2 separate regions of the Homo sapiens genome follow, and region 2 is linked to region 1. A link is a loop called in an ENCODE intact Hi-C map of the cell type or tissue named here. Cell type or tissue: K562. All regions are shown on one strand. Each heading gives the region's core, and the rest is flanking DNA. Links, peaks and the distances in the headings are about the cores only. Region 1 has its middle 80 kb from the start of LINC01654. Region 2 has its middle 7.7 kb from the start of IGSF21.

The links. A loop is a pair of places that touch in the nucleus more often than their neighbours do. Peaks named below come from ENCODE experiments on the same cell type or tissue, not always from the same donor. Only the 100,000 strongest peaks of a DNase experiment are listed, where the experiment ranks them.
Region 2: it touches region 1 in a loop (2.6-fold over the local background); 14 of 110 quality-filtered maps call a loop at or near these places.

The regions. Positions count from the first base shown.
Region 1 is chr1:17,982,678-17,988,055 of GRCh38, forward strand. No RefSeq gene overlaps it. Among named protein-coding and RNA genes, the nearest start is that of LINC01654, 80 kb to the right of the region's middle. In K562, for the core only: a CTCF peak has its summit at 2,009 (motif pointing right); a DNase peak (open chromatin) is centred at 2,044.
Region 2 is chr1:18,097,452-18,102,829 of GRCh38, forward strand. No RefSeq gene overlaps it. Among named protein-coding and RNA genes, the nearest start is that of IGSF21, 7.7 kb to the right of the region's middle. RefSeq lists an enhancer at 1,473-1,995. In K562, for the core only: a CTCF peak has its summit at 3,227 (motif pointing left); a DNase peak (open chromatin) is centred at 3,270.

The DNA of each region.
Region 1 (5,378 bases), core at 78-5,077:
TGACATTTCTTGACCACCCTTGGCACAGAGGAGTTGGCAGAGGCAGGGAGGAGACAGTGAAGAATGGGCGAAGGGCTGGGAGAGGGGAGACAGTGAGTGGTTCATGGTTGATCAGTGTAAGGCAGATGGCTGCTTCCGTTCCCCACAGTCTAGGTTCTGCATGTTTATTCATTGGCTTCAATAGGAAAGTTTGTCTCTGGTTCTCCAGATGTGTGCTCTGTATAGACTGCCACACATCTGGATGAAAAAGTGCTAGGGAAAATGAACTGTTTTGTCCCTCCATGCTGCCAGGAGTGTTCAGAGAGCCAGATGTCCAGTGGCCAATGGTCACATCTGGAAGGCAAGCTGAATCTTTTCAACCAGATGCATCAGATGTTGGGGTGACCCGGGGACACTCAAGGACCCTGGTCATGAGGAATAGCAGAGGAATAGTCCATCGGATTCTCCATGGCCTCCCCAATCCAAGGGTAGCTGTTGTCTCCGCCCCTTTCTAGTGTAGACTTTGAGTGAGATGCCCTCTATCTACTTTCCACTGCCCCGACCCCCAGCCCCTGGGAGCTGAGGGCTTTGTCTTGACTTTTCTGTTCATGAAGTCACTGGCAGAGGTATCCCTTGAGCAGTCAAAGGGACAAAACCAAGGCCTGCGGTGGCAGAAGGAAGAGGGCAGATCTTGCCAGATTATCCCAGGTTGTTTAGGGAGGTGCTGGCCCTTCAGCCATCTCATACATTTGTCAATCTTCAAAAGAACCTTGGGAGGGAGAAAAGTGGCAATGACTTTCTGCATATAAAATGGGGAAACTGAGGCTTGGAAAGGTTAGGAGATTGTATTGGGCCACCCAGTAATAGTGGGCAGTGCTAGAATGGGCACTATGGTTTGTTGAACAGTAGTTTATTTCCAATATGCCAGGCTGATGACCTGGCCAAGATGGCGTGACTTTGCCTCCCAGAGACCTTGACCTGCCCCTCTTTCCTGCTGCATCAGAGGAAGTGGAGAGAGGTGGAGGAAATCCCCACCACCCAACCAGGGTGGGTGGGAGAGTGTCAGGGTCAGGCTCGGTTTTTCACAGCAGCCTCAGAATCATCCTTGTTCACAAGGCGTCTTAGCATCTCAGAACGTCAGGGCTGGAAGGGACCCTGCTCCTTCAGTTCTGCTTCCATCCATGTTCCAATTGGAGACTCCAAGGCCAGAGACAGGAAGCAGCCAGTTGAGGAGAAGCAGGTGTTTAATGGAAGAGCCATCATGATTACCCAAGCCCTCTGACCCCTGTGATCAGTATTCCTGACTGCACTGGGCACAGCCTCCCTGGGTAAGGCCAGACCCCCACTAGCTCACTCTGTGGCTATGGGCAGGTCCCACTTCCTCTGATGTGTCATTTCCCCACATGGATGAATGAGGGTGCAAGTCCTGGCCCCATCCAACTCAAAGGGCAGCTGGGAGTTTGATTGATAGGTATAAACATAAGGGCAAAGACAGCTGACACCTCAGTTCCTACTGTGTGCTGCATCTGGGCTGGGCACTTGAAATATGAGGTCTTGATGACTCTGCAATCATATTCTCTGCCTGCCACACACTATGGACTCCCTCTCCTCTTCTGACCCTTCCTCCAATTACTTCATCTGGCTGACACCCAGTCATTACTGAGGTCTCATTAGATGTCACCTCCTCCAGGAAGCCCTCTCTAACGACCGATGTTCTGTCTTTGTGTTCCTGTGAGAGCTGTGCACCCTGGCATAGCATTGATCGCAGACTATAATCATTGGCTTTTTAAATGTCTGTATTCTCCAGAAGACAGTGGGCTCTCAGGGGGTAGGCAGGGTCTGGGTCTTTTGGGTTCACTGTGGTATCTCAATGCTCATCAAAGTGTCTGGTACATAATATGCATGCAATATATACCTGACAAGTTTGACTAGTGAGGAATCTGGGATAGTAGATATGAAAACACTGCAAATTACAAGGAGTTCTTCAAAAGGAAGGATAGAGTGATATGTGATGTTGCAATTCCACAATCTACCTACAGAGGGCGACGCCGAACCCAAGGGAATGCTCCAGTGACGGTGGCCTTTCAGCAGAGTTGGGTGCTGTGACATTTAAGGGAAAGGGAGGTCTATGACCCTTGCATCACACCACACAGTGATGATGCAGAGTCTGCTCCAATGATTCCCAAGACCCATACGGGTTAATTCCGGCAAAGGAACGATTCCTTGGGTTTTAGCTCCTGGCCTGGGAGTCACGCCCAGCTTGTGGTCATGGGATGATTAATCATAGCTAGACCCTATTCGTTATGTTGACTGCATGTTCTTTCTCTCTCCCTTCCCGTCCCCCCAATTAGATTTAATTAGATATTGATAATAGATGCTGGTGGAATGAGTCTCTGTGGTCTCAGGCTGGACCTGTGGCAGAGAAAGGGAACAGCCAGCCCCTGGGGACGGGACCTGTGGAGTCCAGGCCTTGGGAACTGAGTACCACTTCCAGTTCCTTTGTCTTTATGACCCTCTCCCTATGAAAAAGGAAATGCTTCCAAGGCTCCTCCAGTCAGTTTCTGTTCTCACCCCTTCCCTCTCTCTTTTCCTTTGGGATCCACAGCCCTGGCCATGCCTGTTGGAGCTGGCCCCTCCTCTCCAGCCTGCAGTTTTATTTCCCTAAGCCTCAGGTGTTTGGATGTGGGTCTTGCCTGGAGGGAGCAGGGGCATTGAGATTACCGATCAGCAGACATGCTTCCCTTCTCCTCCCACCGTGATGCCTATCACTCCTTTCCACTGATGGGGAGCTTAGCCATGTGGCTTGCTCTGGAAAATGGAAAGTCAGTGAACATAACCCAAGCAGAGGCCTTAAATAGGCATGTGTCGGTTGGCTTGATTTCTTGTGCTCTTGTGACCTAACAGGAGAAGAAGATACCCAGGGTGACCACTGTTTCACCAGACTAGGCTCAAGAATTAACACACAGGGATCAGACTTGAACCCAATCTACAGCCTATAGTGGAGCAGCCCAGCCAGGTCCAGCCTAGATCAGCCAAGCCACAGCCAGCCTGCAGCCCCATGAGCATGAGAATAAATGCTCACGGTTGTAAGCCACCAAGATTTTGTGCTATTTGTTTGCATCATTATTGCTGTAAAGGTCTGGCTGGCACAGAGGGTTGGGTGGGAACTCAAATAATGATACAACAGAACTGATTATTCCAGATTACAAGGCAGGAGACCTGGGCTGTAGTCCAAAAACTGCTAACTTCCTCTATACCTCCAGAGGAGAGGAAAGAAGCTACCATCTGTGGATCATCTGCTGGGGGCCCAGCACTGGGCTAAACGCCGTCCACACATCATGCTATTGTATCACTACCATGTCTATCTTATTTTGGAATCTACTCTGTGCCAGGCATTGTGTTAAATGCTTATGATGCTAATTAGGGTTATGCTAACAATGATACTGAAATGAATAATAACTTAAAAAACAGCCATTGTTGAATACATAGGATGGGTCAGGCCTGCATCTAGTTATTTAAATGTATTGTTTCAATTTACCCTCAGCACGACCAACCTGGTAGACTGTAAACTCCATGAAGCAGACATCACATCTGTTTAGTTCACTGCCGTGGCCCCAGGGCCTAGTACGTGCCTGGCACATCAATGCTCAATAAATTGTTGTTGAGATGGAAGTCCTACGAGGTGGATGCTAGTGTTACATCCGCCACTGTCCGTCCCCTGCTCTCTTTCTGCGGCTGATGAAACGGAGGCAGATGGGCTGGCCTAAGCAATGGTTCTAACATCTCAACTGGGGGCAATTTGGTCTCCTCAGAGGACATTTGGCAATGTTTAGAGGCATTTTTGGTTGTCACGACTTGGGGAGGGGGTGCTACTGGCATCCAGTGGGTAGTGTTCAGGAAAGCAGCTGTACATCCCACAAGGAAATCCCTCCACAAAGAATGATCTGGCCCAAAATGAAAACAGTGCTGTGGTCGGGAAACTCTGGCCTGACTATCAGGGGAGCCTGGCTACCATGGCCTGGCAGGAAATTAAAGTCAGATTTGTTTTGTTCCAAAGCACCTGTGTTGGTTTTCTGTGGCTGCTGTAACAAACTACCACAGACTGGGTGGTGATAGCAGCAGAAGCGTGTTTGCTCACAATTCTGGAGGTTGGAAACCTGAAATCACGGTGTGGGCTGGGCTGTGCTCCGCTGAAGACTCCAGTGGACATCCTGTGCCTGGGGTCTTCCGCTTCCCGGTGGTTGCTGGTGTTTCCTGGCGTGAGGCTGTGAATTAGTCTGTTCTTAGGCTGCTGATAAAGACATATCTGAGACTGGGTCATTTATAAAGAAAAAGAGATTTAATGGACTCACAGTTCCACGTGGCTGGGGAGAGCTCACAATCATGGCAGAAGGCGAAAGGCACATCTTACACGGCAGCAGGCAAGAGAGAGAATGAGAGCCAAGAGAAAAGGATTTCCCTTTATAAAACCATCAGATCTCATGAGACTGACTCACTATGATGAGAAAAGTATGGTGGAAACCGCCCCCATGATTCAATTATCTTCCACTGGGTCCCTCCTACAACACCTGGGAATTATGAGAGCTAAAGTTCAAGATGAGATTTGGGTGAGGACACAGCCAAACCATATCAGGCTGCATTACTCAAATCTCTGCCTTCATCTTCATGTCACCTTCTCCTCTTGTGTCCATCTCCAATCTCTCTCTGTCTTCTCTTATAAGACCCCTTGTCATTGGATTTAGGGCCTACCTGGAGACTCCAGAATTATCTCCTCATCTCAAGATCTCTTAACTTGAATCTCATCTGCAAGACCCTTTTTTCAAATAAGGTCATATCCACAGGTTTCTGGGATTTGACATGGATATCTTTTGGGGGAGGGACATTTTTGGGCCTTCCCCCTGCACCCCTTCTTGAATGCAGACCTATCTTGCCCTCCCAGATGTACTATGTGAATCCTCAAAAGAACCCTCTGAAGAGTTCATCTTACCTTGTTTCACCCATGAGGCACTGAGGATCAGAGAGGCTGTGTGATTCTCCTAGGAGAATCAGCGCTGGGGTCAAGATTTGCTCTCCGGCTCTGAAACTCTTGCTCACATCCTTCAACTTTCTCCTCAAACCTCACTGGGCTCAGAGATGCCCACACTTTCTGTGGAGCACCTGGAGATGCCCCTTGAACCAGCCTGCAACTGGCAGTCAGTGGGGCACCCCTCTGGATGCAGGAGGAAGGACACAGGAGTCACGCGCAGCCTTTTCAGGCAAGTGACTCTTTCAAGTGACTCAGGGGACATCGAGCAGAGGGAGACCTCAGGACCAGCAGCTCCCCCCTGGGGAGGGAGAGCAGGCGGCATTATCCTGGGGACTTTGCTGCAAGAGACAAGCTTGTCCAAGCCCGGAATTTC
Region 2 (5,378 bases), core at 199-5,198, 110 kb after region 1:
TTTCTTTCTTTCTTTCCTTTCTTTCTCTCTCTCTCTTTCTTTCTCTCTTTCTTTCTTCCCTTCCTTCCTTCTTTCCTTCTTTCCCTTTCTCTCTTCCTCCCCAGTCCCTATCTCCCTCCTTTCTCCCTCCCTTTCTCTCTCCCTCCCTTTCTCCCTCCCTCCCTCCCTCTCTCTCTCTCTCTTTCTCTCTTTCTTTCTTTCTTTCTTTCTTTCTTTCTTTCTTTCTTTCTTTCTTTCTTTCTTTCTTTCTTCTTTCCTCTCTCCCTCTTTCCCTTCTCCTTTCTTCTTCCCTGATATATTTTGGATATTTGTCACTTCCAAATCTCTTGTTGGAATTGATCTTCAGTGTTGGAAGTGGGGCCTAATAGGAGGTGTTTGGTGCCCTCCCTGAAGTAGTGAGTGAGGTCTACCTCTTGAGGTTACTGTGAGATCTGATTGTTAAGAAGAGCCTGACACCTCCTCCTCTTTCTCTTGCTCCCTCTCTTGCCATGTGGCACTCCTGCTCCCCCTCTACCTTCCACCAGGAGTAAGAGCTTCCTGAAGCCTCACCAGAAGCTGAGCATATGCTGGTGCCATGCTTGTACAGCCCCCAAAACCATGAGCCAAATAAACCTCTTTCTTTATCAATTACCAGTCTCAGGTATTCCTTTATAGAAACACAAAATGGACTAATACACCCACCCTGTACTTTGCCCATCTGACCACTATAGTCTTAATCCCCTGGTGCAAGCACAGAGGCTGAAAAGGCCAAGAGAAGGCATCCAATGTAGGCTTCCTGAACTATGACAAAGAAAGCTGAGCTCTGGAGCAGGAGCAGAAATTAGCCAGCTTAAAGGATGTGTGTGGGGTGCATGGGACAGGGTAGGGGAGATGGGAGAGGGAGGGGAGCTTGGATGGCTATCTCAGCAGAGGGGGCAGCATGTAGAAAGGTCTGCAATCAAGAGAGAGAGCTTCGTGAACTCTGAGAACTGAACATGTGAACAAAGCTGCAGAAGTGAACCCAGGATAGAGCTGAAGACCCTTGTAAACCATTCCAGGAATGCTGGCTTTAGTGTACAGGCCCTGAGGAGCCAGTGAAGGATTTTAAGGGGGCTAACCTGATCAGCTTGTAACCCTGGGTATACCCAGGTAACCTGGATGTGGATAGTTGAGGGTGGTGCTTTGTACAGAAAATGAGGTCCAAGGAATTGAGCAGATGTCAGTTCTGGGGAGGCTCAACTGTCCTTCCTTTATGTGGAGGCCTGAGTGAGGTGAGGTCTGGGGACACAGCAGGAGGGAAGGAGCCTGAGAGAGGCATCTGGGAAGCAGAAAGTAAGTGGATCAGGCAGTGGGTACAGCTCTGCTGGCAACGAGATCTGGTGAGCAGAGACAGGCTGTCTGCCCTGAGATGTTGGCACTCAGGTGGTCTTGATTCTGTACCAACACTTGCCAACTGTGTGCTCCTCAGGGCACAAACCATGTCCTTTTGCTTCTGTGTCCCTTGTACCCAGCTCAGTGCCTGGTCCAGAGAAGCCCAATAAACATGTGTGTTATTCGAACCCTCAGCAGTAGCAGTGATCCACTAGAACCACTTGTTTAGGGACCCTGGTGTAATGCTGTTAGGGATTGGGCTGAGCCTATGCCTCTCAGCTGCCATGCCCCCAGTGCCTAGGCACCTTCCTTTGAAGTCATTAAAAGCATGAACAATGCCTCTATGTTCCCAGTGCTAGCAGTCCATTAGCACTCTTTTCAGGAAAAGATAGCTTTGAAAGGTAAGTGATTTTCCCTATGTGCCTCCCAATAGCCTTTCATTCCAGGGAAACATTCCAGTCTGATTCATCAATTGCCTCCTTGTAGGATCATCCTCTTGCCAGGGTCAATGGAGAGCAGGACAGGAGGCTGAGCATGGGTGGAAGTCAACACAAGGAAGTCAGGGAGGGGAGATAGTGTTAGGTGACCGGCAGGGGTATGGGATTGCTTCGTCTTCAATCAGTAGTACAGAGAGAAAGGAGGAAGAAAAAGAGCACCTTGGTGGAGATGTCAGGGCTCCAAGGATGACGAAGCATCTTCTGGGGCTGAGAAGGAACTGGTCGGTACAGAAGGATCTAATGTCGAGAGTCACCAAATCTCAAACTGGCATGTGCATCTCACTCATTTGTTCAATGCAGTTTTCATTGTTCCTGCACTGTCCTTCATCAGCCCTGTGTGGTTTACAATAATCCTGCTTAACCTCACAGCCTCCTCCCCCTACACCACCTAGTTCCAGCCTTCCTGGACCACCTGCTCTCTCCTGGAAGGCAATCTCTGCTGCATGCTTTTGTAAGGCATTGCACATGCAGCTCTGCCCCCAAAGCTTTTCTTTCCCTGGCTAACTTGGGCATCCTTCAGAGCTTTAGGTCTCACCTCCTCCAGAAAGCCAGTCTCCCAAGTCCTAGCTCAGTGCCAGGTGCAGAGTAATCGCTTCCATAGTGGCACAGGAAGGAAGAGATGAAGAGAAGGAAAGCGGAGGTGGATTTGTGCCCAGACAAGCCATAGGTTTTCAGGGGCCTCGGAAAGCCAGCCCAGCCTTTGCCTCTTACAAATGAAAACTGTGAAGCCCAGAGAAATGAAATCACTTCCCTATCTTATAAATCAAATGGGGATTTTCTACAATGTTTCAGGGCCTAGAAACTCAAGAGGGAAAATAGGCTGAGGAAATTGTCAGGCTTCGCCGGATGGCGTTTGTAATTAATCAGAGGCCTTTTGTAACAAATACCTCTTCATTCCCAACTGAGTGACGAGCCTGGTTAGCCGGACCTTCCTTCTTTGCTCCGGGTTCCTCCAGAACCACGTGACCCAGGCCAGAGAGGGGAGGTGTGGAAGATAATAAGGAACAAAGTGAAATGGGCCCAGACTTCCCAAAGCATGGACTATTACCTGGGGAGGCAAGACACATGCGTGAACCGACCGAAGAGAGCATTGCTGCGTTATGCAGGAGGGACAAAATGCCCCTCCAAGAGTGCAGGGAGCCGACAGTCTTGCTTTGGGTCTCATCTATAGTATTATGGACCCATCCTACAATTGTGGCTAATTAAGGAGCTTAAGGATTTGTGTTTTGTAATAGCCTGCCTCACTGCAAATATAATAAAGCCTAAAGAACTCGTAAAACAGGAAGCTGATTCGGTTTTACGGAATATAGATAGGCCCTTGAACTTGAAAGGTTGTAAAAACGGAACAAATCATGTATTCGATGGCGCCACCTGTTGTCAATGTGTGATATTGCAGCTTGTCCAGGAAAGGAGGAAAGAGGCCGCTCCAAGGGTGACCTCAGAAGATCCCAGCCCCGTCTTGACAATCGTGGAGACAAGAGTCCAGAGCCAGGAATGGACTGACTAATGCTGGAAAATGCCACAGAGGAAAAACAAATCACAGGTTCTGTTCCCATTGGCTTTTTTCTTTGATTTGGAGTCATGGCCAACATCTGAGTCCCTTGAGATCTTGACCCTGGGAGTCTTTATCCACCTCTCTCCACTTAAGAATGCAGGAAGCTAAGGACAAAAAGAAGGAGCCACAGTGTGGGATAATTACAGCATCGTATGGCTGCCTTGGCTTTCAGTAAGAGTTGTTACAGCTAATGTTTATTGGGTGCTTATGTCATTTGAAGCATTGTCTTAATAAATCAACACAGCTTGATGAGGTTGGTACTCTTAGACCCAGTCCCATTTTACAGATGAGGAAATGGAAACACAGGAACGTTAAATAATTTGCACAAGTTCTTACAGAAGTTCCTCCTTTCTTTCCTTCCTTCCTCCCTCCCTCCCTCCTTCTTCTCCCTCCCCTCCCTCCCCTCCCTTCCTCTTTCCTCCCTTCCTTCCTTCCTTTCTTCCTTCCCTTCTTCGCAACTCCCTCCCTACCTACCCCCTTCCCTCTTTCCTTCCTTCCTTTCTTCCTTTCTTCCTTCCTTCCTCCCTTCCAACCGTCATTTTTTTTTTGAGTGCTGAAGCTGGGATTTGAGCCTAGGCAGGCCAACTCTGGAGCCCATGCATTAAGCCGGTACACTTGACTACATCTGTTGGCACGTTCTAACTATGACTAATATCTGTTGGTCCATGTGTCTCACACTTAGCAAGTGCAGCGATACAGGAAAAAGTAAAAATCTTGCTGATGCTTTCTAACCTCGGTTCATCTATCCATGCCTCCATCCATGCCCTTATCCACCCAACAATCCTTTCTCTAATCCTTCTGTCAACCCACCCACCCACCTACCATTACTCATCTGCCCACTCACCCATCCATCCATCCATTCATCCAATGATTCCCATATCCATCCATACAATCATTCTCACATCCATCCACCCATCCATTCATCCACCCACCCAGTAATTCTCATAACCAACTTCCTTCCTTGCATTTATCCAACAGTCACTTTCTTAAGCACCTACCACCTGCCAGACACAGTCAATAAAGAGATGAATCAGCTGTGTTCCCTACCCTTATGTTGGTCACATTCCCACAGATCCATAAAACAATGTTATAGGTGCTGGCCTGTGATCGGAAAGGTGAGTTACGCCTGACTCTGAGGGAGGCGAAAGAAAGGCTTCCCAACAGATGTGACTATCAACCTTGGCCTTAATGTATGAATGGGAATTGTTGGTTGGAGAAGGGGAGATGGCTATCAGACAGGAAGAACAGCACCAGCAAAGGCAGAGACGCAACAAAACCCCTAGTGTTGGAGGGACATAGAATGATCCAGAGCATGAGGTGAGTGAGAGCAGGGGAAGGAGGGACAAAACCAGAGGGGGCTTAGGATGCAGCCAAAGGGGCATACTAAAGAGCTTGGACCTTCAACAATAGGGAGTGCTGTGAAAACAGAGAGCAGAGGAGTTGAGGTACAGACATGGTGAGAACCGTGCAGGAGAAAGGTCTCTCCAACGGCAGCAGGGTGGATGAACTGGGGAGGCTGGGTCTGGAAGCAGGGACTAGTTAGAAGAGATCATCTGGGTTCAAATGCCAGCTTCACCTCTTATTGACTCTATGCCCTTAGGCCAGGGCTTGCATTTCTAAGTGTCTCATTATTCTTGTTTATTCCATGGTCTAAACACAGAAATGACCTACAAGATTCTGGAAAGAATTCAATGAATAGTACAAGCAAAGTATAGCACTTGGCACATAGTAAGCTCTCAATAAATGGCATCAATTGGCAGTAGTTGTTGTTATTATTATTACTATTTCTACTGCTATGATATCGAGGAAGAGATCAGGAGGCTTGTTCAGGGCCAGAGCGGCATTTTCCACCCTGTGATTCCCAGAGCTCTTGCTCACACGATGTTAATAGATATTAATGGAAAGAGGGTTCTGAGGCCAAACAAGTGTGGACTTCAACAAAATAAAACTGGAAAATGAACATAGACAAGCCAAAC